2 separate regions of the Homo sapiens genome follow, and region 1 is linked to region 2. Evidence: chromatin contacts called from ENCODE Hi-C or POLR2A ChIA-PET data. All regions are on one chromosome and are shown on one strand. Each heading gives the region's core, a stretch centred on a gene start or an enhancer-like site at or near the end of the contact. The rest is flanking DNA. Distances are from core to core; before and after follow the strand shown.

Evidence for each region. Hi-C counts contacts between places; a loop is a spot of excess contacts on that map. ChIA-PET counts read pairs that join two places held with the same protein, here RNA polymerase II (POLR2A). Pooled maps may share reads with other maps.
Region 1: a loop to region 2 is called in a pooled map, with 5 times the contacts of the local background. The contact joins two enhancer-like sites. A Hi-C loop is called at or near these places in 1 of 168 maps with a recorded cell type or tissue (HCT116) and 4 of 50 pooled maps. POLR2A ChIA-PET finds 5 or more read pairs at or near these places in 2 of 52 experiments (HCT116 and MCF 10A).

The regions. Positions count from the first base shown.
Region 1 is chr6:129,644,345-129,647,044 of GRCh38, reverse strand. All of the region lies in intron 1 of ARHGAP18 (Rho GTPase activating protein 18), which reads left to right. Among named protein-coding and RNA genes, the nearest start is that of ARHGAP18, 64 kb to the left of the region's middle. Within about 2 kb of position 1,288, at least 7 of the 41 ENCODE cell types and tissues checked have a DNase peak (open chromatin) inside an H3K27ac peak, as active enhancers do; they include HCT116, where a contact is called at or near this core.
Region 2 is chr6:129,489,292-129,491,991 of GRCh38, reverse strand. LAMA2 (laminin subunit alpha 2) reads right to left here. Exons shown (of 65, transcript NM_000426.4): 57 at 1-91. Among named protein-coding and RNA genes, the nearest start is that of ARHGAP18, 220 kb to the left of the region's middle. RefSeq lists an enhancer at 221-1,420. Within about 2 kb of position 1,336, at least 21 of the 41 ENCODE cell types and tissues checked have a DNase peak (open chromatin) inside an H3K27ac peak, as active enhancers do; they include HCT116, where a contact is called at or near this core.

The sequences.
Region 1 (2,700 bases), core at 39-2,538, 160 kb before region 2:
AAAACAAAGAAATAAGTCCAGTCACTAGGAAAGCAAGTCTGTTTCTCTCAGAGGGCTTTCTGGAGTTTTGCCCATAGAATTGAAACGTGCATTTTCAGACCCATTATGTGTTGTTTTTGAGAATTCTTAAAACAGTGGTTTTCAAAGCGTGGTCTGGGAACACCTGAGGCTCTCCAGACCCTTTCAGGTGTCTAGGAGAGTAAAACTGTTTTCATAATAACGCTAAGATGTTATTTGCCTCTTTCACTCTCACTCTCTCATGAGAATACAGTGGAGTTTCCCAGAGACGACATGAACTGTAATATTGTAAAAGATTGAACGCAGAAGCAGATGTAAGAATCCAGATGTCTTCTATTAAGCTTGACATTAAAGGCAGTTTCAAAAATATAAAACAGTGCTACTCATCTCACTATTTTTATTTGAAAAATGGCCTTTTTAATGTTATCTATGTGAAGATGTTTATTCTTAAGTGAATAGCATTTAAAATATTTTGTTTCTGCGTTTAATATTATAAATATCAGTAGATATCGCCTACATAAGCCAAAGCTCTTTGAGGGTCTTAGAACAATCTTAAGTGTGTAAAGGAGTCCTGAGACCACAAAGCTTGAGAATATTCTAGAGGATATGTGATTCCTCTAGACCTTATTAAACAGTGGGAGGGGCAGTTAGTACAGCACAAATTTACCTAGGGGACCTTTTTCATGGTTACCTATGAGGCACTTCAGTAAGAATTTTCACAACAAACAAAGCAAGCAAGGCCATTGTTATTCTTCCCATTTTTTAGATAGGAAAAGTGAGGAGTAGAGAAAGTGAGTGATTTACCAAAGATTGCAGTTAAGTAGAGCTGGAATCATTTGGTACTTAGACTCCCAGTTCCATATGTTTCCATTTCATTTTGCTGACTGAGCTGACTGCATTGATAGCAGAATAAATCATCAATCTTCTAGCTGACCTCAGTATAATCAATGGCAACCCCCACCTCTTTGTAAAGAAAAAATGTCAGACCAGTTTAATATTTGCTATGACAAAATAAATAACAGGCATTATTACTCATACCCTGAATGATATCAGTGCCTTTGAAATTCACTGACCAGGTGGAAAATGTATCACGGGAAAATGGGATAGCATATACCTTGGGAAAATACAACAAAACAAAGCCCTCATTTTTGTAAACAGAGCATGGAGGACATGCTAGCAAGATGGAAAAGAAGATTCCAGGAAGGCCCATCAGGATCTGTAAAGTGAATATTTGCTTGTGATGTGAGTGTTCATGGTAAAAAAAGGCAAAATGATTATACTCTGGTGTATTGGAAAGAGCGTGACTTGTACAGCAAGCTAGGAAGCGATTCTTTATAGAGCAACTCTGGCAACTTCCTTTAGAGGACAGCGTCTAGTTCTGTCATTATACTTGTAAAAGGTGAGAAATGCGGGAGCTTCTGAAGCATATCCATGGCACGATTAGCACACAGAATTCTGGAGGGAGAGGGAGGAGGAAGGAACTTGGAATAATTGCTTGCTAGAAAGTCAGGGAGGGGTCACTGGTAGTTGCCTGTGGTATAAACTGTGTGTTTCTTTGATTTCAACACCATGTGTCAACTTGGATCTTTTGGAAATATAAAATATTTCTGCTCTGTACTTCATTACATCTAGCAGATGTTGCTTTATGTTTTTGAACCCCATTTGCAGAATGAACATGATATCATATAACATACTCCTAAAAACAGAAAAGAGGAAACTAGTTAACTGGCCTCTTAGCAGAACAGTTTTAGGAAGGTCCAGACTTTTAGTCACTGCCTGTCTGAAGTACAAAAGTAGAATATATTCTACAAAGAAAAGAAGTAACACAACATGTTCATTGATGTAAACTGAAGGAATGTTCACTTACATTTTTAGACAAATTAAAAAATACGTGGCAGGTTGACCAAGGAGGGTAGTCTATTACTGAATGGCTGTCTCCTTCCCACTCCTCATCCCCTCTTATTTAAAAATGAAAATGTGTTCTTGCAGTATTTACCAGTGATCAAAAAAAAATACAGACAAAAGAAAAAGAAAATTCCTCTTTTCCATGACTCAGTATTTTTAGGTTATCACAAACCTATTCAGCTTCTGAATCTTATTAAAGTCAAAATATTGAGTCAATTCATCAGCACTAAGCTATTCAATTTTTGCTTTATGCATGTTTTGAAAGCAAGGCTTGATATAGATGGTGTATTTATGTAACAATGGTGTTACTCAATGACCTTGCATTTTTCTGCACATGCTATCTTAATGGAAATTTACTGGAAAATTCTTGCCAGAATAAACACATTCCTTCAGGAGTGAAAGGCTTAATGTACTTCTAGTTCAACTGCACCTTTTTCCCTTGAGCAGATAAACCCAATTATTTGGCGTTAGTCATTATACTTCACACAGTTTACAGTACTTATTGTGGTCTCACAGGGGGGTAAGAGTTAAAGGAGACAGAAGTAAGGTGGTCAATTTCACACTATGAGAGAGAAAACAAAAGGATAAGGCATCTGTCTATTTGACATGCAATACGAAAAATGAAGCTGGCAGTCATCTGTAAATTAACATTAGCTATCCTGGTAAGGCAGAAGTAAGGAATATGAACAATACAGATAAGTTGAGCTGCTGAACCAGAAATTTAAAAATATATATTTTTTATTTTTAAGAGAGGGATGACTTTCTCATTTACATGTT
Region 2 (2,700 bases), core at 87-2,586:
CCCAACGAAAAGCTTTTTAACTTCGATAGGCTGTTCAACTGTCAGGTTTTGCATGTATCTTCTGTTTTCATCCACTTGAACTGTAAAGATGCTGATAAAATATTAAAAATAAACAAGTATAAGTCACATCTGATTCAATACAGTTGGAAATCAAATTCTTTCCTGCCACCCTTCACCCCTCTCAACCATAGCTTTTAAGGGAGCCAAAATTGGATGCTTAGGAATTCTACACTAAGCAAACGCTGTTCTCAGGATCTCGTTCCATGACTCCCTCGTTCACTCTTCCTGAAAGTTTACTGAAACCAGGTCATGGCGCACTGCAACATTAGCCTCTTGTAGAGCTGACAACAGCGCTGTGCAGCCCAACACATGAGCCTGTGAGAACTGAGGCTTCTGCAGTGTGCAGTAATGTCTAACCGTATAAGGGTTGGCAGGTTTAGCAAAGCATGGGGTCTTCCTTGGGTTGTGCTGGCTATTATCTTCTTGCTAGGGAACAAACCATGCTCCTGAGAGCTTAGATTGCAGGAATCAACAGCAAACACTTAAAGCACCTTTTATAAAGAATGTAGCTGATGGCTTTTGAATAGAAGAGGCAGGCAAGGACACCCTGCTAATTGTTCCTTGCAATGATTTTCCTTAGTGGCTGTTTCATTAATTTTCCTAATTTGCTTATGAGAGAGAACTCACACACTGCTAATTGAGAACCTCATGCTACTTATTTACAACAATCCTTGGATCCCTGGGCCAAGAATCAGAAGGAGACAAAGAGTTCTGATGAAAATGACCAAAGGCATTTTCTCTTTTGTTCCGGAAGCAAGTTTTGAGTTTCGGTCTTAACAGTCATCATGGTGCTATTAGTCATAAGCATTAGTCACTAGCCTGGGGATCATGAATGGATTACTGAAAACTTACTTCATATCTGGAGAGAAAACCGGAGTACTTGGATGGAAACCTCAGTCCTAAAGTACCCTCTTACTTGACTTTATAAAGAAGTAAAACCACATGTAGAACTGGAAAAAACAATAAGCCAGGGTAAAGATGCTCTGAATTGGCACTTTACAAGTAAGATAATTCAAAAGTAAGAGAAAGGGACAAAAAATGGATTTCGCTGTGGCTCAAAAACGTCACTGTTAAGGGGGTGAAGAAGGGACCGGTAAAATTTAGTTTCAAAGAGAAAATAGGGGGAAATGACATACTTTTGAGGTTTCTTTCTTTACCAAACTATGGAAAAATGTGTTGGCAAAACCCAGGAGGTTCAGCTTCCTTGCTAAGAGTGTCGGTGGTTTCCTGAGACGAGAATTTCAGAAAACCACTCACTTCCGGGTATGTGTGACTCACTGAGAAGCCCCTCCCCTACACTCTTTTTCCCCTTTAGCTGAAAGCAGCCTCTTCTTAGCAACATGATATCACAGGGCTTCTAAGGTTTTAATGAAGGATATAAGCCTCTGTTAAAGATTGTCCAAGGAGAGTAAATCTCTGTTCTTGATTAGAATTTTAAAAAGCTAGAGGCCTTCCTCTTTCTGGTGTAGCCTCTCTCTGTAGTGTGGTTCTGCCACAAGGACCATCATAGTGACCCTTATTTTTTTTAAACCAATTCACAGGGTGGTGATGGAGAATGAGTGTGGGCTTTCAGGAGGAACATACTGGAATTAAGTACTAGTGTGGAAGCTTACTAGCTGTGTGACCTTGGGCAAGTTATTTAATCATGCTCAGGTCCATTTCATTCATTTATAAGATGGAGATAAAAATACCTACTTCAAACAGCGGAAAATATTAATTAAGGGATTGCCCTGAGGCTGTATTACTTAAAAAGGGCATTGCTAGAAAACTACAGCTAAATCCTGCTCCTATTTTACCTTTTAGGAACATCAAATCTAGATCATTTCTTTAGTTTTTATTGAGAAGGACATTGCCAATATGTCCATTATGATTCTGGTGTGTTTTCCATTTTTAAAAAGTATTTATTTAACAGCTTTTTACTGAGGCCTGCTATGTGCAAAAAGGTACATTAAACTTTGTATTACTTTAGTATTGTAATAGGTCAGCTTTATTTTTTTTTTTTACAGTTTCAGTGGCTGATTCTTAGAGTTTCATAATTACTTGATTACTTATACCCTATTTCTTATTTGTTTGGAATGTGGGTTTAAGATTTTTTTTAAAACCATATCAGTTGGATTGCATACGTGGAAGAAGATATTAAGAGAAATGTGTCCTAATGTTTGTAATTTACATAATAAATAGAATCTAATCTTTTTTCTGTTTGAACATACTTTGGATGTTAAGAAAGAAAATATTTAGGGTTCAGTGTTAAAATCTTTATCTCATTCTGGAAACCCCAAATGACTCCTAAAATATCTCACCCTACTTCCTGACCTTTAGCCTATTTCTGTACCTGTGTGAAGAAAGCTTTCCCAGAAGAAAAACTCAGTTCAGTTGCTTGTCCTATTTGCTTAAGTAACTACTTCAGGCTCTTAGGGTTTGATGTTTTTGTCCAGTAAGAACTGCTGGCCACCAAGGCGGATGCCAGGAGAAGGATCAGAGGACAAAGCAGATATAGGAGGCAGAGGTCACTGGAGTGCCAAGAAATTAGATACCAAAGTGACTAAAGGGAGATTTTTCCAGATGAAGGGGTGGAAGGGAGAGAGAATGAGGGAGGAGGAGTAAAGAGAGGCAGAGGACAAGGGAGAAGGAGCTTCTTGA